2 separate regions of the Homo sapiens genome follow, and region 1 is linked to region 2. Evidence: chromatin loops called from intact Hi-C (ENCODE). Cell type or tissue: sigmoid colon. All regions are shown on one strand. Each heading gives the region's core, and the rest is flanking DNA. Links, peaks and the distances in the headings are about the cores only.

Region 1 (11,812 bases), core at 2,023-10,022, 80 kb after region 2:
TACTAGTAGGTTCTGTGATAGGTGGTTTGCATTCATTAATTTAATAAAGTATTCACATCAAGAAAAATGCCCAAATAATCTGATTTTAAAATGGGCAAGAGATCTTGATAGAGTTTGGATGTTATCCCAGCCCAAATCTCATGTCAAAATGTAATCTCCAATGTTGGAGGTGGGGTCTGGTGGGAGATGATTAGATCATGGGGATGGATTTCTCATGAATGGTTTAGTACCATCCCCTTTGTACTGTCCTGGTGATAGTGAGTGAGTTCTCACGAGATCTGGGCATTTAAAAATGTATGGAACCTCCCCCGTCCCTCTTTTGCTCCTGCTCTGGCCATGTGATGTGTCTGCTCCCCCTTCACCTTCTGCCATGATTGTAAATTTCCTGAGGCATGCCCAGAAGTCAAGCAGATGTCAGCATCATGCTTCCTGTACAGCCTGCAGAACCATGAGCCAATTAAATCTCTTTTCTTTATAAATTACTCAGCCTCAGGTATTTCTTTATAGCAATGCTGGAATGGACTAATACAGTTCTGAATAGACATTTCTCAAAAGAAGACATACAAGTGGTAAACAGGTATATGAAAAATGCTCACCATCACTAATCATTAGAAAAATGCAAATCAAAACCACAATGAGCTATCACCTCACCCCAGATAAAATGGCTTTAATCAAAAAGACAAAAAATAGTAGATAATGGTAAGGATGTAGAGAAAGGGGAATGATTGTACACTGTTGGTGGGAATGTAAAGTAGTACAACCACTATAGAGAACAGTATGGAGATTCCTCAAAAAAACAAAAAATAGAAGTACCATATGATCCAGGAATCCCATCACTGGGTATATATCCAAAATAAAGCAAGTCAGTATTGAAGAGATAGCTGCACTACCATGTTTACTGTAGCACTATTCACAATAGCCAATAGCCAAGATAAGAATTAACTTAAGTTCCATCAATGGATGAATAGAAAACGAAAATGTGGTATATATACACAATGGAATACTATTCAGCCATAAAAAGAATGAAATCCTGTCATTGAAACAACATGGATGAAACTGAAAGTATTTTATAGAAATAAGAGAACCTCACTATTTTGACTGATGGAAACTATTAATACAACATTCAATTTGCAGAGTTAATACAAGAAAAAATGTTACCAGAAAACTGAGTTATATGGGCCTCTCCATAGTTATTATCCTCTGTGAACACTGTTATTGGCTTCTTTCACCATGAATTAGCTATGTGTGACTTTTATATAAAGTAAAATTTATTTAAATTGAGCCATTCTGCATGTACTATTTTGTGGCTGGCTTCATTCATCCATCCATGTTGTGGTGAGAAGCAGTGATTAATTTATCTTCATAATAGCATAGTATTTCATTTGTATGAATATACACATGCAATTATTTTTCTATTAATGGCATTTGGGTTTCTTCTGTTGGGACATTTATTAAAAATACTGTTATGAATGTTCTTGAAAATGCATTTTGGTAAATATATATGCACATTTCTTATGAGTACATAGAGGTAAAGCTACTAGATCATAAGATTACATTGATTTAACTTTAGTATAGGATGCCAAATAGTTTATGAAGTAGTTATGGTACCAGTTTACACTCTGACCAGCTGTAGCAAAACTTACTTATTTTAGGGAAGAGCATATATAATATTGGTGTAATTTCATGCGTTCCTTAAATATTTGAACGAATTCGCTGGTAAAGCCAAATGCACTTGGAGTTTGTTATGAGAGTAGGTTTTGAATTACAGCCTCAATTTCTTTATAACAGAAAGAACAATTCTAATTTTTATTTATTAAATGATTTTTCCATTTATCATTTTGATACTGATAGTTAATTTAATTCTATTCTCTGCGAAGACCATAATCTCCTTTAAAATGTTCTGAAACTTGTTTCATTGTTCATAATATGGTTAACATTGGTAACTTTCTAAGTACACCTGAGAAGACTATATATTGTAATTATACAGTGCATTGCTCTACATACATCAATTAGGTCAAGTTCATTAATGGTATTCTTTAATCCTAATCAAAACCCCAGCAGTGTTTGTTTATTTATCCATAAAAATCTGACTCTAAGCAGGGAAAAACAAAAAAGGCCACACCCATCTCAATGTATATTATTACTCTTAGGACCTGGGCCTCAAAAGTCCTGACTTCTTTTATTGCCTCTTGATGTTCTTTGCATTTTACGTAGCTTTTATAGCTGTTTGCAGTGGGAGGGTTGTTGTGATATAAGCTGCTCTACCAGAACTGAAAATGGAACTCCTTCCCCGACCACCGTATTTTTATTGTTGGTATTATTATTTCTAATGGAATGAATGAATTTTCTTAAAATAGTACAAAAGAAATATATTCATGGGATTTAAAAAATCTTTTCTTTTTTCATGTTGCTTGAATTTATTGTTATTTAACTAGTGTGTTTCTAGAAGACAGAATGTATAATAAATATAAATCAAAGCTCTTTCAATGCAATGGGTATTATTTACATGTGGAGAAGGGCAGCATTTACCTCAAATCATTATGTTTATGTTTCCAAAGGGCTTGCCCAACTATAGGCAGAGTAAATTCTTTCTGTTTGGGAGACATGTTGCTCAGGCCTAAGGCAAATTTAAGCAAGTCTCATTGAACATAGGAATCTCATACGCACAATACTCAGGGAGGCTGAGGCGGGAGAATTGTTCGAACCCTGGAGGCAGAGGTTGCAGTGAGCTGAGATCGCACCATTGCACTCCAGCCTGGGTAATAGGGTGAGACTCCATCTCCAAAAAAAAAAAAAAAAATTCTAGGTTGAATACCACTTCCGGCAGAACTTTGAGTTTCTATGAAATTTCCCATGGTCATATGTACATAAAGAGACGGCATATGCTTTTTCTCTCTCAGGTGTGGTCCCTGGTCCATGGGCCTTGGTCCATGGTCTTCTAGTTTCCAGTGTTGCTGAAACAAGTTTGATTCTTGCTACTTTATGGGTTACCTGTGTTTTGATTTGTTTTGTTTTGCTTTAATATTTCCCTTCTGGAGGCTGTTGCAAATTTACTTGAACCTCCATGTTCTGAAATTTTGTAACAATATGTCTAGACATAAGAAATTATTTTCAAGGTGATGGCTACTCTGTGGACTCTATCCATATGATGACTTGTATTATTTGGCTCAGATAAAGTATCTTATAATTTCTGGCACTTTTCTCTCATGTGCTATTTCTATACTCTCTTTCTGAAACTTCCATCCGTTGGATGACAGACTTGACTCTTTTCATTCCTATGTTTCACTCTTCCCCTTCTTCATGCCTCTAGTTTCTCTGGAATTCTTCAGGGTAGGTAGGAATCTTCCTGAGCGTTGTCCCCTTCCTCGCATATGTCTAAGTTTGATTTATTTCAGCCTAGTTCATGATTTACCACTTCTCTATCAAAAAATTAAATGGTACCAGCTCCTCTTTGTAGCTCTGGTAGAATTTGGCTGTGAATCCAACTGGTCCTGGGCCTTTTTTGGTTGGTAGGCTATTAATTACTGCCTCAATTCCAGAACTTGTTATTGGTCTATTCAAGGATTTGACTTCTTCCTGGTTTAGTCTTGGGAGGGTGTATGTGTCTAGGAAATTATCCATTTCTTCTAGATTTTCTAGCTTATTTGTGTAGAGGTGTTTATACTATTCTCCGATGGTAGTTTGTATTTCTGTGGGGTCAGTGGTGATATCTTCTTTATCATTTTTTATTGTGTCTATTTGATTCTTCTTTCTTTTCTTCTTTATTAGTCTGGCTAGTGGTCTATCTATTTTGTTAATCTTTGCAAAAAACCAGCTCCTGGATTCATTGATTTTTTTGAAGGGTTTTTCATTCTATCTCCTTCAGTTCTGTTCTGATCTTAGTTATTTCTTGCCTTCTGCTAGCTTTTGAATTTGTTTGCTCTTGTTTCTCTAGTTCTTTTTTTTCTTTTCTTGTTTGTTTTTTTTTTTTTACTGAGTTTTGCTCTTATTGCCCAGGCTGGAGTGCAATGGCGCGATCTTGGCTCACCGCAACCTCCGCCTACAGGTTCAAGCAATTCTTCTGCCTCAGTCTCCTGAGTAGCTGGGATTACAGGCATGCGCCACCACGCCCGGCTAATTTTGTATTTTCAGTACAGACGGGGTTTCTCCATGTTGGTCAGGCTGGTCTCAAACTCCTGACCTCAGGTGATCTGCCGGCCTTGGCCTCCCAAAGTGCTGGGATTACAGGTGTGAGTCACCATGCCCAGCCCCTCTGGTTCTTTTAATTGTGATGTTAGGGTGTTGATTTTAGATCTCTCCTGCTTTCTCCTATGGGCATTTAGTGCTATAAATTCTGGAAAAATAAAAAAGGGGAACTTTCCTTTCGGTAAAGTTGAGATTTGGGTTAGCAGCAGTTTACATTTTTTTTTTTTTTTTGAGGCAGGTTCTCACTCTGTTGCACAGGCTGGAATGCAGTGGCGTGATTTCGGTTCACTGCAACCTGTCTCCAGGGTTCAAGCGATTCTTGTGCCTCAGCCTCCCACGTAGCTGGGACTACAGGCGCATGCCACCATGCCCAGCTAATTTTTGTGCTCTTTTTTTTTTGTTTTTTTTAGTAGAGACGGGGTTTCACCATGTTGCCCAGGCTGGTCTTGAACTCCTGAGCTCAAGTGATCCACCCACCTTGGCCTCCCAAAGTGCTGGGATTACAGGCATGAGCCACCACACCTGGCCAGTTTACAAACATTTTTGACCACAGCCACAGTAAGAACACATTTTATATTGTGACTCGGTGTACTCATAACTGTGTAGAATGGAAACAAAAATTCTCCCAAAGGTTACTTGACTCAACATGAGGAGTGCTGTAGGATATCTCATTTGTATTTGATTCTTGTATATTTCCTTTTTAAAAATGTTTGGTTGAGATTCACTAAATTTATATGAGGATCCATTAATAGTTTGTAACCCACAGGTGGAAGACTTCTGGAACATAAGTTACAAAAGATATAGCAACACTAGGCTAGTAGGGCCCTTCCAGAACAAGCCTTCCACAGTTTCCATGGCTACCCATTTTTCAGGTCAATGAAATTAGTGATGCAGTCAACCAAAACTATCATGGCAATCTGCCCCTCTCTTTCTTCTTCATCAGACCTGGGAATGCACCACATAATGAAAGCAACAGGAATGTGACATCTCTCGACAGTGCTCTCACAGAGAAACCAGGCCAGTTTTTGCAAGAATGGTTTGTTCATATACCTCACCCAGGCTGCAGAAGACCTGACCCCTTCCCTCACCTCAACAGCCACTCAGATGAGAATTTATTTCTTTATGGGTCCTTTGAGGAGTTGCCCTCCCCCAGGGTGTGGAGAATTACTGATGACTCAGAGACGCCAAACACCAGCTCTGAATCAGGGGACATGCCACCTCTAAGCCTCCCTTCGGGTTTCCCCACATGCCACAAGTCCACCAGGCTCCTGCAGCCCTGCTGGCGGTGTGAGGTCCCTCGCCTTAAGCCCAGCTACCCTTTGCCACTGGGCTGATTGCCTACCTGGGTACTATAGGGCCTCTTTCCCATAATGCTGGAGATGGGACCCTGAACTAAAGGACCACAGCCTTTCCAGAGCAGCAGATCGGCTGCCAAATCTGATCTGCAGAGCTATGAGTGGGGGGTGGCAAAGGGAAATTGTGGGTGTGGGTGGACATGGGGGTGATGGCGTTGCTCCACTTTTAGCAGCTGAAGGGAGAACATGTGGTGGCTTGGAGTACCTCAAAAGAGTGGGAGGTTAAGAGTAAGGTTTTGAAAGTCAGATGGTTTCAACTCAATGTTGGTTCTTCCCCTTATTGTCTGTGTGACTTTGCCGTTGACCAATTTTTTAACCTAGTCTGTGGTCTCCACTTGTGTAACTTCTACTTTTCATCTTGTTTTGAAGAATACATGTGATAATGCATATGAATCATGAATTGCCTCACATATAGCATGGGCTCATTAATAGTAGCTGCTATTATTAATGCATTGTTGTTATCATACTGGAGAAGAGAAAAAGGTGGAAAGACTTAGCCAGTGGCCCCTGGAATGCAGCTAAATGCAGGATGTAATGCCTGGGAACTGCACATATAGTGTACCCTATTACAGAAACTTGCCCTTCCTGGTTTGGCAGAGTGTGTCATGCTTGCCTGTTAGGAGGAGAAGCTTCTTGAGTAGCTGTGCTCAGAAGGACTCTGAAGCCATGGCAAGTCCCAGTGTGGTAACAGAGCCTCACACTGAGCATCTCGGCCTGTCATGGGTTTGGAGTGGTGAACATGGGCAGGCCAGCTGAGTATCTGTCTTCCCTTCCCCTTTAGGACTTAATATTTTGTGATTTAGTCATAATTTTTCAGGCTTTTCAAGATGGCTTGTTTTAAATGCATTATTTCTCATTGGGACTTTCAGGGGGTGATACGTAAGCCTCACCTACATTCCTGAAAGGCCACATTCTACAAGGCACATATTTGAGGAGGCTGTTAGGTGCATAATAGAGATGGGTCTAGCATTGGAGGGGAACAGAAGTGGTGGGAAAGAAACAACAAGTCACAGAATAAGAAATATAAAAGGGAGAAAATTAGAACACATGCAGCGTAAAACAGCAAGCTAAAACTCCTGCTGGGCCCTGATGCTAAGGCAGGGTCAATATTCTGTACCTCGATGAGCAAGCACTGCCACCTGCTGGCCAAGGGGAATGTGACTGCCAAGGGATTCCTTTGGAAATGGCATACATGCATACATCATTTTGTTGTGCTTTGAACATAATTGCATTTTTTTTTTTTTTTTTTTACAAATTGAAGGTTTGTGGCAGCTCTATCTCAATCAAGTCTATCGGCACCATTTTTCCAACAGCATGTGCTCACTTTGTGTCTCTGCTACATTTTGGTAATTCTCTGAAATGTTTTAAAGAAATGAAAAATTTCAAACTTTTTCACTATTATTGTATTTGTTATGATGATCTGTGATCAGTGATCTTTGATGTTACTATCGGAATTCTTCCACAAACCACACCCATATAAGACAGCAAATTTAATGGATAAACGTGTGTGCGTTCTGACTGTTCCACAAACTGACAGTTCCCCCATCTGTCTCCCACTCCTCAGCCCTTCCTATCCCTGAGACACAGCAATATTAAATTAGGCCAACTAATAACCCTACAGTGGCCTCTAAGTTTTCAAGTGAAAGGAAGAGTTACACATGTACACTTTCAACCAAAAGCTAGAAATGATTAAGTTTAGTGAAGAAGGCATGTTGAAAGCTGAGAGAGGCAAAAAACCAGACCTCTTGTGCCAAACAGCCAAGTTTTGAATGCAAAGGAAAAGTTCTTGAAGGAAATTAAAAGTGCCACTCCAGTCAACATAGAAATGACAAAAAGGAAAACAGCTTTATTTCTGATATGGAGAAAGTTTTAATAGTCGAGATAGAAGATCAAACCAGCCACAACATTCCCTTAAGCCAAAGCCTAATCCAGAGCAAGGCCCTAGCTCTTCAATTCTGTGAAGGATAAGAGAGGTGAGGAAGCTGCAGAAACAAAGTTGGAAGCTAGCAGAGGTTGGTTCATGAGGTTTAAAGAAAGAAGCTGTTTCCATAACATAAAAATGCAAGGTGAAGCAGCAAGTGCAGGTGGAGAAGCTGCAAAAAGTCACCCAGAAGATTCAGCTAAGATCATTGAAGAAGGTGGCTACACTAAACAACATATTTTCAATGTAGACAAACAGCCTTGTATTGGAAGAAGATGCATCTAGGACTTTCATAGCCAAAGAGGAGAAGACAATGCCTGGCTTCGAAACTTCAAAAGACACTGACTGTCTTGCTAGGGGCTAATGCTGCTGGTAACTTTAAACTGAAGACAATGCTCATTTACCATTCCAAAACTCCTAGGGCCAATATGAATTATGCCAAATGTACTCTGCCTGTGCTCTTGAAATGAAGCACATTTCTAGATGAAAGCACATCTGTGTACAACATGGTTTACTGAATAAGCCCACATAAACCTACTGTAGAGAAAAAAAATCCTTTCAAAATATTACTGCTCATTGACATTGCACCTGGTCAACCAAGAACTCTGATGGAAATGTGCATGGTGATGAATGTTGTTTTCATGTCTGCTAACATAGCATCCTTTCTGCAGCCCATGGATCAAAGAGTTGTTTAAACTTTCAAGTGTTATTATGTAAGAAATACATTTTGTAAGGCTGTAGCTGCCATACACAGTGATTAGTCTGATGGATTTAGGTAAAGGAAATTGAAAACCTTCTGAAAAAAGTTACCATTTAAGATGACATTAAGAACATTCATGATTCATGGGAGAAAGTCAGAAATATCAACATTAACAGGAATTTGGAATAAGTTAATTCTAACCCTCAGGGATAGCTTTGAAGGATACAAAACTTCAATGGAGGAAGCAACTGCAGATGTGGTAGAAATAGCAAGAGAGCTAGAATTAGAAGTGGAGTATAAAGAAGTGACTGAATTGCTGCAATTTCATTTTTTTGTTTTTAATTTTTGTAAGTATATAATAGGTGTATACATTCATGGGTCACATAAGATATTCTGATACAGGCATGCAATGCATAATAATCACATCCAGGTAAATGGGGTATTCATCACCTCAAGCATTTATCCTTTGTGTTACAAACAAATTACACTCTTCATTATTTTAAAATGTACAACTAAATTATTTTTGACTATAGTCACTTTGTGGTGCTGGCAAATACTAGGTCTTACTCATTCTTTCTAACTATGTTTTTGTACCACTTAACAATCCCCACTTCTTCCTGACCACACCCTCTCTGCCTCCAACCAATACCCTTCTCATCTTCTGGTAACCATCATTCTACTCTCCATATCCATGAGTTTAGTTGTTTTAATTTTTAGCTTTCACAAATAAGGAAGAACATGCAAAGTTTGTCTTTCTGTGGTTGGCTTATTTCACTTAACATAATGATCTCCAGTTCCACACATGTTGTTGCAAATGAGAGGATCTCATCCCTTTTTATGCCTGGATAGTACTCCAGTGCGTATATGTACCACATTTTCTTTCTTTTCTTTAAGCTGAAAGCAATGATCATTTACCATTCCAAACTCCTAGGGCCCATAAGAATTATGCCAAATCTACTCTGCCTGTGCTCCAGAAATGAAACAACAAAGCCTAGATGACAGCACATCTGCTTAGAGCATGATTTACTGAATATTTTAAGCCCACTTAAACCTACTGTAAAGAAAACTAGGTTCTCCATATTGGTTGTACCAATTTACATTCCCACCAACTGCATATGAGACTTCCCTTGTCTCCACATTCTTGCCAGCATTTGTTATTGCCTGTCTTTTGGTTAAAAGCTATTTTAGGCAGGGCATGGTGGCTCATGCCTGTAATCCCAGCACTTTGGGAGGCCGAGGCGGGCGGATCACGAGGTCAGGAGATAAAGACCATCCTGGCTAACACGGTGAAACCCCATCTCTACTAAAAATACAAAAAATTAGCCGGGAGTGGTGGCGGGCGCCTGTAGTCCCAGCTACTTGGGAGGCTGAGGCAGGAGAATGGCGTGAACCCGGGAGGCGGAGCTTGCAGTGAGCCTAGATCGGGTCACTGCACTCCAGCCTGGGCAACAGAGTGAGACTCTGTCTCAAAAAAAAAAAAAAATGCTATTTTAACTGGGGTGAGATAATATCTCATTGTAGTTTTAATTTGCATTTCTCTGATGATCAATGATGTTGAGCACCTTTTCATATGTCTGCTTGCAATTTGTATGTCTTATCTTTTGCCAAATGTTTATTAAGATCCTTTGCCCTTTTTAAAATCAGATTATAAAATTTTTTTCCTAAAGAGTTGTTTGAGCTCCTTATATATTCTGGTTACTAATCTCTTGTCAGATGGGTAGATTGTAAATATTTTCTTCCATTTTGTGGGTTGTCTCTTTACTTTGTTGATCGTTTCCTTTGCTGTGCAGAAGCTTTTTAACTTGATGAGATCCAATTTGTCCATATTTGCTTTGGTTGCCTGTGCTTGTCGGGTGTTTTTCAAGAAATCTTTGCCCACTCTAGTGTCCTGAAGAGTTTCCCCAATGTTTTCTTTTAGTAGCTTCATAGTTTGAGGTATTAGATTTAAGACTTTTATCCATTTTGATTTGATTTTTATACATAGTGAGAGATGGGAGTCTAGTTTCATTCTTCTGCACATGGATGTAGAATCATCCCAGCACCATTTATTGAAGAGGCTGTCTTTTCCTGTGTATGTTCTTGGCACCTTTGTCAAAAATGAGTTCACTGTGGGTGTGTGGATTTGTTTCTGGATTCTCTATTCTGTTCCACTGATCCATGTGTCTGTTTTTACGCCACTACTGTGCCCTTTGGGTTACTATATCTCTGCAGTGTAATTCAAAGTTAGGTGATGAGATTCCTCCGGTTTTATTTTTCCTTAGGATAGCTTTGGCTATTCTGGGTCTTTTTGTGTTCCATATAAATTTTGGACTGTTTTTTCTATTTATTTGAAGAATGTCATTGGTATTGTGATAGGGATTACATTAAATGTGTAGATTTCTTTGGGTAGTGTGGACATTTTAACAATATTGATTCTTCCAATCCATAAACATGGAATGTCTTTCCATTTTTTGCATCTTCTTCAATTTCTTGCATCAATGTTTTATAATTTTCTTTATAGAGATCATTCACTTTTTTGCTATATTCCTATGTATTTTATTTTATTTGTAGCTATTGTAAATGAGATTATTTCTTTTTCAGATTGTTCACTGTTGGCATATAGAAATACTACTGAGTTTTGTATGTTGATTTTGTGTTCTGCAACTTTACAGAATTTGTTTATTGGTTCTAATAGTTTTTTTGGTGGAGTCTTTAAGTTTTTCCAAATATAAAATCATATTATCTACATACAAGGATAATTTGACTTCTCCCTTTCCATTTGGGTGCCCTTCATTTCTTTCTCTTGTCTGTTTGCTCTAGCTAGGATTTACAGAACAGTGGTGAAAGTGGGCATCCTTATCGTGTTATAGATCTTCGAGGAAATGCCTGTAGTTTTTCTCCATTTAATATGATACCAACTACAGGTCTGTCATATATGGCTTTTGTTATGTTGAGGTATATTCCTTCTATACTCAGATTTTTCAGGGTTTTTATCATGAAGAGATGTTCAGTTTTGTCAAATGATTTTTCAGCATCAATTTTAATGATCATGCAGTTTTTGCCTTCCATTCCGTTGATATACTGTATCACATTAATCTATTTCCATACGTAGAACCATGCTTGCATCCCTGGGATAAATCTCACTTGGTCATGATGAATAATCTCTTTAATGTGCTGTTGAAATCAGCTTGCTACTATTTTATTGAGGATTTTTGCATCGATATTCATCAGTGATACTGGCCTGGAGTTTTCTTTTTTTCTTTTTTTGATGTGTCTTTGTCTGGTTTTGGTATCAGGGTAATACTGGCCTCGTAAAATGAGTTCAGAAGTATTCCCTCCTCCTCTATTTTTAAAAATAGTTTGTGTAGAATTGGTATTAGTTGTTAAAATGTTTGGTAGAATTCAGCAGTGAAGCCATTGGGTTCTGTGCTTTTCTATGCTGGGAGACTTTTTATTATGGCTTCAATCTTGTTACTTGCTATCAGTCTGTTCAGGTTTTGCATTTCTTCATGGTTCAATTTTGGTAGGTTGTATGTATCTAGGAATTTATGGAATTTATCTAGTTCTTCTAGATTTTCCAATTCATTGGCATATAGTTGCTCATACTAGCCACTAATAATCCTTTAGATTTTGGCAGTATCAGTTGTAATGTCTCCTTTTTCATCTCAGCTC
Region 2 (11,812 bases), core at 1,411-9,410:
GCTATTTTTTGTATTTTTAGTAGAGACAGTGTTTCACCACGTTGGCCAGGCTGGTCTCTAACTCCTGACCTCAAGTGATCTGCCCCACTCAGTCCCCCAAAGTGCTGGGATTACAGGTGTGAGTCATCAGGCCTGGCCAGATGGAGGCTTCTAAATGGCCTTCTGACTCCACCTCAAACTCTATATATGCTGTATCTAAAAGGGCTTCCTGCACAAGCAATTTTTTTTTTTTTACTTTATAAATAACTGTACTTCCTAATAGCATCACCAATTTGCTTTCCAAAGCAAACACTGTTGACATTTCAGTTCTTTTTTTTTAGTTTATTATTTTTATTATTAAACACTTCCATGTTTCTATCATAGTTCTTATGATTTGTTTCATAATGGCACTTTAAGTTATACTCTGTCAACAGACATCTTTTGCATGTTAAATATGCAGTAATGGAATTCACTTGCTGTATAGTTAGAATGCTTTTAATTAACTTATTTGGAAGTCCAGAAATAAAACATATTTCAGGTTGACTTAATCCTGTGGCCTAAGGTCTGTTTCTCTGTGATTGCTTCATTTGTGTCCCACTGTTTGTTGACTTTATCCTTAGCCTAGCCTACTCTGTTAGTTGACTTTATCCTTAGCCTGATTTTCATCATTGTGCAAAAATGGCTAAAGCAGATCCAGGCTTCCCATTCGTATACCATATTGAATAGAGGAAGAAAGAAAATATATTTGAATAGTTAAAAATAAGAAAATTTCTTTCCCTTAAACCTCTGCTAAGCATTCCTGTGGTGGATAGTGGCCTGCAATAAATCTCTTCTCCTGGTATTCATGCCCTTGTGTAGTCACTTTCTTCATTGACTCTGAACTTGGACATATGACTTGCTTTGGCCAATGAGACATATGATGAAAAAGCAAAAGTTTATTTACACATTGTATTTTTCTCTTTGTGTTCTTGCATCCTTGTCTCTTGGAATGCTCCTCCTTGGAATCTGTTAACCATACCGTAAAGAAGCTCAGGTTAGACTACTGAATGAAGAGAAGTCATCTGAAGATGGACTCCAAAGAATAAAAAGCCACCTTTGGAATTTCTACCTCCTGCCAAACTCCTAGCTAAATGCAGGCACATTAGTAACTCTGTTACACCATGTGGAGCAAAAGAATCTTCCAATTGACTTCTGCCAATCCATTACGTTTTGAGGTTGTTTGTAATACAGAAACAGGAAACAATTTCACAGACTTGCACTGGTAAAAATTAGGTCACTAGCTAGAAAGAATACAGGAAGAAAAAAAAACAAAATTAAGCCACATACCCAATATTGAGCCAATCTCTTAATCTGGAAATTCTATTCATTGACTTTCTTAAATTTGGGCTCCTGAATGATTCATTGTAGCAAGGATAGAATCACATTTAGACCAGAGAAGCATTAGTTTTCCCTAAAGTATATCAAAGATATGGGAGAGCATTAAATACTTAAACAAAAATCAGAGTACTTTTAATGAAAGGTAAGGGGAGTGTTGGATGCTGGCTAAACTATCAGCAATGTAGGCTGGGAGTGGTAGCTCATGCCTGTAATCCCAGCCCTTTGGGAGGCTGAGACTTGAGGATCACTTGGGGCCAGGAGCTCAAGACCAGTCTAGGCAACATAGTGAGACACGGTTTCTACAAAAATTTTAAAAGTTAGCTGGCTGTGGTGGTGTGCACCTGTAGTCCTAACTACTAGGTAGGCTGAAGCAGTAGGATTTCTTGAGTCAGGAGTTTGAAGTTAGAGTGAATGACACTACTGCACTGCAACCTGGGTGACAGAGTGACACACTGTCTCTTAAAAACAAAACAAAACAAAGAAATACTCTCTCACATTATTACTGAAATGTATAGCCATCTTGATCTAATTTGTTTTCCCTCTCGTGATAGGTGTACCAGTATAAGAAGTGTTTGACTTTCTCCTTAACTTTTGTATTGGTTTCCGATTGCCACTTAAACTTGGTGGTCTAAAACAACACAAATTTATTCACTTACAGTTCTGGAAGCCAGAAGTTCAAAATGGTCTTACTGATCTAAAATCAAGGTATAAGCAGAGATGTGTCCTTTCTGGAGCTTCTAGGAGAGAATCCTTTTTCTTGCCTTTTCTACTTTCTAGAGGCTACTTAAATTCCTTGGCTAGTGATTCCTTCTAGCACCCTCAAAGGTAGCAGTGTAGTATCTTCAAATCCCGTTCCTTTCTGACCTCTGCTTCCATCATTTCTGACTCTGAGCCTCTTGTTTTCATATTTCCCTTATTAGGAACCTCGTGATTATATTGGGCCCACCCCAGATATTGTCCCTATACTTAATCACACCTGCAAAATCCCTTTTGCCATGAACATATTGACAGGTTCTGAGGATTAGAATGTGGACATCTTTGTGATGGTGGGGGGTGTATTACTCTGTCTACTACAATTTTATTATCACATGAGGCTCAATGTCAGTGGTCTCTCATTCTAGGTATCAGATAATAGGGAATAGTAAGGACTGTGATAAGTTGGATAGCACACAATTTAGAAACAAGGGCTCAGGGTTAATCTTCCAGTTTTTTCAAAAAATCCAGAAATATCAATTATGATGCACAATCTCTCAATTTCAAAATTTCCATATTTTAGAACATGGTGTTTGGGTTTAAGGAGGTCCAATCAATAGTACATCTCTTTCCTAGTTTAATTCTGAATCAATTGGGAGACAAAGATAAAGATAGCTTCAAATAAAAATATTACCTTTCTGTTCCAGAATGGAACTTATCTCAGGGCAGCTAGTCTTTCTAATGTTAAACTCCAGAATTTGAATTATTGCCCAGTTGAAGGCAGAAACGTGCTCTGCTGGTGAACCAGCTACAAAGAAAAAGGGAAAAAGGAGCCATTTTACCTCTCATGGAAGGAGTGAGGAAATAAAGAAATATCAGGGGTTTTATATGAATTGATAAATCTGTACATAGAGAACGACCTGAAAGAAAACATCACAAGTTGGGGATTAAGCACTGTTCCTTTAATGCTTACCACTGAGTCATATTTTTTTACACACTCTGTAGCCCAACATTATACAGGCCAAAAGAAACATGTCTGTGGGTCACATGTAGCCCATGGGTCATTAATTTGTCGGCGTTTCATAGCTCCTGCAGATTTAGTCTTCTAGTAGCCCCTCTCACTCTACCCCAGCTCCCTCTATTGATTGGGCCATCTGGTCAGACATTGCACTTTTTCCACCAATGGTCAACCGACAAAGGGAAGGAAATGAAGCCAGCTATCATCTGGACTTGAGGCCCCATCAGAACGTCTGGGTGCAACTGCTATTGTAGCAAGCTTGGTAATGTAAACTAGGGAGTTTACATGGACAGAACTAATGTTCTATGAATCATTAGCGTAGTCTTTCTAGAGGGCAATTTGGCAGCATCTGTCAAATTTTTAAGTGCTTATGTTCCATGACCAGAGTATTAGAGATCTATACTACAGAAATAATAACATGAGTGAGAAAAAGAAAAAAAGCAAAGAAGAATTTTCTTTGTAATAACAAATTTAAAAAATGAAAACAACTTTAAAGTGTCCACCAAAAGGGGAAGGGATAAATAAATTATGGAAAAGTAAAGATGAAATATCACTTTTTATTTTATGTATTATATGATTTGAAATAGTTAAACAATTACATATTAATTTTTAGTACTTAATTTAAATTACACAATACATGATATTGTTTTTCAGCCAAAACATCATGATATAACAAAAGCCTAAAATGCCCCTTGCCCTTCATCTTGTCTTCTCTTTGTCCCCCACCTTCCCATGTACTCCCATGAGGTAAAATATACTGTCATTTTGATGTATAAGATTCCAGGCTTTTCTGCACATTTACATGAATAAATGAATGTATTTTTTATTGTAAATAATATATATGATTCTGCAGACTGCTCTTTTTATGGAACAGTATGCCTTGGGGATTTTTTTTCATGTCAGTATATACAGACTCACCTTGTTGAGTTTAGCTGCCATACTGTATCTACAGTATGGATAGGACACAGTTTATTCATTTTCCTATTGATGAACATTTAGGTAGTTTCTACTGTTCCACTCTTACAAAACAATGCTGCTATGAATATCTTTGTACAAACTTCCTTGGGTCCATGTATCCACTTTAGAAGTGAGATTACTGGGTTATAGGATGTATACCTTTCAAATCTTAATAAATAGTGTTTCTTCTGTAATTTAAAAATAATACTTTGTTTTAAGAAGCGAGAAAACAATATTCTTAAAAATAGCAAGTGGCTCTCTCATGTACAGATATACAATGTATACATATATAGCTAAAGAGATCCTGTGCCAGCCCTTAAAATTATCATTCTAAAATGGAATTCATTGTGAATCACAGCTTACCCCCCAAAAAAGCACAACAGTCATACACACTGGGCCTACTGTTTTTGGCATGCTTGGGATATAATACCCGCCGTTCTCTTTACATATACTTATGGGTAGTGTGTGTGTGTGTGTGTGTGTGTGTTTGTGTACATGCAAGCATGTGTGTGTGTGTGTCTCTGTGTGTGTGTGTTGGCACATGTGTGCTGTATAGAACTTGCAACAGGGTTTCTTCTAGATGACTCGTCTGAACCACAGCAATTTCTGTGGAAGTTGGAAGAAAATTGATGAATGTAAGAGATATCATGGAGTTGGAATCCCCTGGAAATCATGATTGGTAGGTCTAGGCAGCCAGGCACAGAGCAAAACTAAGGATGTCATGAAGTTTAGTTTCTTGTTTGCTGAGCTGAACGAGGTTTGTTGAACTATCTAAAACCACAGGGAGCACTGTTCACTGGGGTCAGCTTCGTCGATGCTGATAGCTTTGTCTCTTTGCTGCCAACAGCAGCATTTGGTAAGGTGTAAGAAGGCCTGCATTCTAGTCCTGGCTCTACCTCCAATTGGCTATGTGATCTTGAAGTAAGCATTTCACTGCACTTAATTCATCTATAAAATGAACAGGACCTTTTTCACCTTTAATATCATGGACTAGCAACTCCAAACCAAGAATTGAACAGACATTTAGATATCTGTTACACATACCTAAATCTATACAAGCTTGCATGTAACAGATATACAATGCTAAATTAATTCTTTTCATCTGTGCAGGATCTATTCTGGTATTTTTTCTTCAAGAATACTTGTTGTAAGGTTTTGCAGAACTAAAATGGGACAAATAGAAGTGAATCCAAAGATGATGTAGATGCTTCCAACAAGTGAAAGCCTGAAGTGGGAAAATTTGGGATGCCCAGACTCATAGACTGGAAGGGGATAGAATGAGAAAGAATCATCATAAAGTTGTAGAATCCCAGACTTTAAGGTTGCCTATACAAACCTCCAAGCTTCAACAGATATCAGTTCTACAAACACACCTGGCAGATGGCTATGAAAGGAGCTTGTTTGTGGTCTGGACTGGGGGGTGTGTTTTACAGCAAAAGGTAGCTGTCAGGGTAATGTCTTCCATTCAACTGGTCCCCTTTAATGCTGAACTCAGAGTAAGGCAGCACGGACATGTTTCATGAAAAAGAAACCTTGGGAGATCTTTATGCTAAAACACACACACACACACATGCACTGCACACACATGTATGGTTGGTACAGGCTTTGAAAGATATTACCTTGAAATTATTGTTTTGTTTTATCTTCAAAGACTTTATCTCTTCATGCAGTTTAGCTGTGTGGCCACCAGGGGACAGAAGGATGCCATTGATTGTATTGTGAATGTAAGCCTCGAAGTTTGTGCTCTCCCTAAGATTCAAAATGATGGCTCTCTGCTCATTTTGACCCCCTACCCAAGATATATAGTCACATATATCCAGCTTTTTCTATAAAACGAATGCCTTTGCTAAGCTGATTAAAATATGTCAAACTTTAAACTCATCATGCTGGAACCACATTTCCTAGGCCCCTGAAAAACAGCAGCAGTCTCTGGTTTGTAGCAACTCTTTTTCAGAGAAATCACTGGAATTCCAATTCCTTCTGTTTTTTTAAGGTCTCTCAGCTGTGTCTCATTTGGATTCCTCAGTGGCCTTTCCAAGGCCTCTTTTAGCCTAACTTCCCAAGACTCATTCTCCTTTGCTGGTCTCTTTCTACAAACGCAACATGGGGTTAGGTCAGTAATTCATGCAGTAAATATTTACTTTGTATTCACTGTGTGCCAAAACAAGCCCAGGCTCTCAGGAAACAAATAAAACTTTTCTGTCCTACAGCTTACATTCTAGTGAAAAGGCAGACAATAAACAAATATGTTCAGATGGCAATAAGTGCTATAGAGAGGTAATAATAAGAAATAGGAGAGGGAGATTGGGAGTTATTCAAGGAGGGGATGGTGGCAGGGCTGCTATTTTAGATGGTACTGTCAGAGCATATTTCTCTAATAAAGATGGCATTTCAGCTGTGACCTGAAGGAGGTGAGAGAGCAAGCCACATATTCCAGGAAGTTGGGGAGGGGCACAAATGTAAAGATCTTAAGGTGGCACTAGTTTCAGTATGTGTGAGGGGCAGCAAGGTGGCCAGTGTAGCTGGAGCTCAGTGAGAAATGGAGAGAATGATGGGAAATAAGATCAAATAGGTGACAAGAAATCTGATCTTGTAGGACCATATCTGTGAGATGATGCAGCTCTGACAGTTTTGAGCAGAGGATTGACATGGTCACTGTGGCTATAGTAAGAAGTGTGGGAGAAGGGATCATATTCTGGAAATGGCTTGAAGGGAAAGTTGACAGGATTTAATAATGAATTGTATGTGGTAAGTATGAGAAAGAAGAGTCAGGGGTAGGCTAAATATTTGGCCTAAGCAAATGGAGTTTCTATTTACCGGGACAAGAAAGACTTGGGGACAGGCAGTGAGGTAAAAAAGAAAACTAGAATAGTGTGTGTGTGGTCCTGAAAGCCAGGTGAAGAAAGTTTTGCAAGGAGGAGAGAGTGATCATCTGTGTCCTACACTAATGAGGTGGATGGCATCCCTTCTGGCTGTAGCTGTCGCTACAGGTGTTACTTGCCTCACAGACTCACTGACATTGCTGTGCTTTTCTGCCATGTCAGATACTTGCTGGATTGGGAAATGGTCCTCAAGTGTTAGAGACAATTCCACATGACCTCAAAACATGATGGTCCTCTATAGTCTGTTCTCAGTTCCCAGTTTCCTGGAGCTCAACTAGTTAACAGACACCTGAACTCTCATCCTGCATCAGGGGACAAAGGGACACACTACTCAGTGCTGCATTCAAAAAGCTCCTCTCCACCACACTCTGTTCAGCTTCCGGAGCAAAGTCTGTGAGAGGACCCCAGCTTTTTCCTTTTATAGTGGTTCTTTTCCACCTAGAATGCTGCCGGGGGTTGAGCGTCTACCTCAGCTCTCCCATACAAATCCTAGGGCGTCAAGCAATACTGCCTGTTTCATGGCCATTAAACCTTCATGTCCAATCTACGCAGATAATCCCAGGCACTCCAGGACTCACAGTGGCCCTAGACATACAAGCTGTACTGCACTAAATTAAAGAATCGTGCCATAAGCATTTTGCTGAGTAAATGGAATTACTAAAATAGAGACATGTTATTCTCACCCAATTTTTAGCTGTTTGTTTAACATCATAACATAATTTTGCTTTTATATACTGTCACTAATTAAAATTTAAGTTTGAAATTATCATTCTCTTCCAAGATCAGTTTTTGAGATAAACCCCTACCCCTTCTTCCCATCCCAGTCAATTTTATTATCTCCATTCATTTACCATGACTCTTCATAAATATCTTACGAAGGTATAGGGTAAGCTTAGGGGGAAACACGTTGTCCAGATTCAAGTCCTAACTGATTTGTTTCTTAGATGCATGACATTGGGAAAATTGCTTAATATCTCCATGACTCAGTTTTCTCTCCTAGAAAGCACAGATAATAATTGTTGTGAAGATTAAACAAGATGAAGTATGTAAAGTTCCAGGCACATTGTAGAAGCAAGAAGATAGAGTCCATCTTAGCTTGGGTCCATAAGAAAGAAAAATGTTGGCCCCAGTCAACATGCAATGATCACATAATGTAGCAATAAATAAGCTCTAGTTGCTTTAAGCCATTGAGATTTTGGGGGTTGTTACTTCAGCAGAACCAGGTGCTGACTAAGTAAAACAGAAATTGATACAGTGGCTAGGGCATACTATAACAAAATCTAAAATGAGTGACTTTGACAGAGTGGTAGGTTGGTGGGTGTTAAGGAAACATATTGAAGACTGAAAAGATGAAGATCCCTGTTAAGCAGAGGCAAAGCATTTGTTATAAATGTTGCCTATAGTCACTTGGGAAGAAAATCATGTGCCTATTGAATGTGTAGATTTGGAGGGAAAGATGGAAAACATAATGCTAGTAGTCTGTTGTTTGCTGTTAACTGAGAATTGACTGGCTTGACAGTAGAAATGATGGAAACGTCTCAGTATCAACTAAAGTTTATGGACTTTGCACATAATGCTGTGACAGGTTGGAAGAGCTTTGAGATTGCCCCCTTGACAGTAGGTATACTATCAAGAAATGAAGAAGTAAAGCAAAAGGAGTAAACACAAGCCAAATCATGAAATCTCTTTTAAGCCACATTAAGGAGTTAAGTCTCTTTCTTGAAGCAGCAGGAAGCCTTCAAGGGTTTTTGAAACAGGGATGACATGAGTGGCCTGGAAATGAATTTCTTATCAAAATTTAGAAGAGGCTAACATCTTATAAACAATATATGTGCACAAATCAGATCATGCATAATCTGAATTAAAATATCCTCAGAAACAACAAAGCATACATAATATAAAGTAAAAATAAAAATTCCCTTTCACATAACGCAAATTCCTCTTATTTCCCCAGATTATCATATTAATACTTTGATGTGTGTCTTTCCAGACCTTTGATATGCACCCAAACACATGCGTGTGCATGTATGCCCCCATTCCCCCATGCATGCACACACACATAAACGTAGAGTGTTGTTTTGTAACATGAATAGAGTCACACATATAGATCTAACTATATGACTATTTAACATGTGTTCCAGTGTGTGGATACACTATAACTTCTTTTTTTAAAATTTTACTTTAAATTCTGGGATACATGTGCAGAAAGTGCAGGTTTGTTACGTAGGTATACATGTGCTATGGTGGTTTGCTGCACCTATCAACTTGTCATCTAGGTATTAAGCCCCGCATGCATTAGGTATTTGTCTTAATGCTCTTCCTCCCCTTGACAGGCCCCGGTGTGTGATGTTCCCTTCCCTGTGCCCATGTGTTCTCATTGTTCAACTCCTACTTACGAGTGAGAACATGCGGTGTTTGGTTTTCTGTTCCTGTGTTAGTTTGCTGAGAATGATGGCTTCCAGGTTCATCCATGTCCCTGCAAAGGACATGAACTCATTTTTTTTTATGACTGCAGAGTATTCCATGGTGCATATGTGCCACATTTTCTTTATCCAGTCTGTCATTGATGGGCATTTGGGTTGGTTCCAAGTCTTTGCTATTGTAAACGGTGCTGCAGTGAACATACATTGTACTAGAAATTCTTATTGATGAACAATTAGAATGTTTTCAATGTTACATTAAATAACTGCACACATCTAGAGTAGTTGTAAAGCTGTCTCCAAACTGAGGTGTGCACGATGTATGACTCTATTTTTCTCTAACAAAGTGTAATTCTCTTTTAAGCACCTTCTATCATGTAGCAGGAAAACTAATCCCAGTCTTTTTAGGATTATAGACTTACTGTCACCCATGGAATTTGAGTAATGGTTCCAGAATCTTATATAAGTCAACAGGGTTGGGTGGGGCCCTTGGACATAGTGTAATCTGTCCATTTTCCCTATCAGATCCAGTGTCTTTCAGCTACTTCTGTGACACATCTGGGCATGTGAAATTATTTCTATGAAACTTCCTGTTGTCATATCTACATAAACAGATGACATATCCTTTTTCTCCCTCAGGTGTGGTCAATATTCCACCCATTCCATTGTGCTTTTATATTGTCATGGTTGATAACTTTACATTCTATTTTGTAATAGTCTAAGTCTTCTGTAATTTGTCTGTTAATTAATTTTAAAATTAGAAAATCAATACACATTTACATTATTATGAAAGACATCTTTTCAACATTGACCTGAGTGGTGTGCTAGGAGTATTTTTCTTTCTCTACGAATTTAATATCATGACTATACCACTCAAAGGGAATATTTCTAGAGTGATGTTTGAATAGATTCTTTTTTAAAACTCCCACCAAATGCTTTCACCATATGCTCAAGCTGTTCCTGTAGATCTTGTTGGAGCATTGTCCCCTGCTTCTGTCTGAAATAGTTGTTCTCAGAGCCAACTGTCCAGCCATAATCATAGAACATTCTTTGCTCTCCTGGGGTAAAGCCATTGCTTTTTAGGTCTTATTTCTTCATTCATTTTAGATTACTTCCTTGGTTTTCAGAAATACAACCTCAATGACTTCTCAAGAATGATGCAATTTTAGGTAAGGTTAATTTTAGTGTACCTTCTTTCCCTCTATGGTCAGAGCCCCATCTGTGTGGGGTTGCCCCTCTTCTTCCCGATTTGGATGTAATGTCCCAATGCAAAGTGTAAGGTCTAGTTCCTGACCTGTCACTGAGGCTGGATGATGTAACCTAGAAATGTATATGGGTGGGGGGTGAGAGTGTGTATTGTATCATGGAGTTAATCTTGACCAATGAAAAACAGATAGGAAGGGTACACCCTTGTACTGAGCACACACACATGCTGAGTATGGTTCTTTGGGGCTCATTGTGAATTGGTGGCTGTGCGGTGATGCTTCACATCTTCCCATGCCTCACTTACTGGGTTTCTCATGCTCACCACCTTAGGCTTATACCTCCCAAGCAAAATATAAGTATTTTAATCCCTGCCTGGAACTTTGCTTTTTAGCAGAGTGCCTAGGCTAAGCTAGCCAAGTATAGTATTCTAGGTTGAGGCTGGGCACGGTGGCTCACACCTGTAATCTCAGCACTCCGGGAGGCCAAGGTGGGCAGATCATGAGGTCAGGAGTTTGAGACCAGCCTGACCAACATGGTGAAACCCGTCTCTACTAAAAACACAAAAATTAGCTGGGCATGATGGCGGGCACCTGTAATCCCAGCTACTCGGGAGGCTGAGGCAGGAGAATCGTTTGAACCTGGGAAGTGGAGGTTGCAGTGAGCCGAGATTGCACATTGCACTCCAGCCTGGGCAAAAGGGCGAGACTCCATCTAAAAAAAAAAAAAAAAAAAAAAAAAGACTTCTAGGTTGAATATCATTTCCAGCAGAACTCTGAGTTTCTATGAAACTTCCCATGGACATATGTACATAAACAGATGGCATATCCTTTTTCTCTCTCAGATGTGGTCCCTGGTCCATAGGGCTTGGTCCATAGACTTCTAGTTTCCAGTGTTGCTGAAACAAGTTTGATTCTTGCTACTTTATGGGTTAGCTGTGTCTTGATTTGTTTTGTTTTGCTTTAATATTTCCTTTCTGGAAGCTGTTGCAAATTTACTTGAACCTCGATGTTCTGAAATTTTGTAATAATATGTCTAGACATAAGAAATTATTTTCAATGTGATGGCTACTCTGTGGACTCTATCCGTATGATGACTTGTATTATTTAGCTCAGATAAAGTATCTTATAATTTCTGACACTTTTCTCTCACGTGCTATTTCTATACTCTCTTTCTGAAACTTCCGTCAGTTGGATGACAGACTTGACTCTTCATTTCCATGTTTCACTCTTCCCCTTCTTTGTATCTGGTATTTCCATGCCTCTAATTTCTCTGGAATTCTT

Evidence for each region. Peaks named below come from ENCODE experiments on the same cell type or tissue, not always from the same donor. Only the 100,000 strongest peaks of a DNase experiment are listed, where the experiment ranks them.
Region 1: it touches region 2 in a loop (9-fold over the local background); 81 of 110 quality-filtered maps call a loop at or near these places.

The regions. Positions count from the first base shown.
Region 1 is chrX:37,740,417-37,752,228 of GRCh38, reverse strand. No RefSeq gene overlaps it. Among named protein-coding and RNA genes, the nearest start is that of CYBB, 34 kb to the left of the region's middle. RefSeq lists an enhancer at 6,549-6,598. In sigmoid colon, for the core only: a CTCF peak has its summit at 6,705 (motif pointing left); a DNase peak (open chromatin) is centred at 6,668; H3K27ac peaks cover 1,054 bases.
Region 2 is chrX:37,819,327-37,831,138 of GRCh38, reverse strand. No RefSeq gene overlaps it. Among named protein-coding and RNA genes, the nearest start is that of DYNLT3, 22 kb to the left of the region's middle. In sigmoid colon, for the core only: a CTCF peak has its summit at 5,702 (motif pointing right); a DNase peak (open chromatin) is centred at 5,708; H3K27ac peaks cover 169 bases.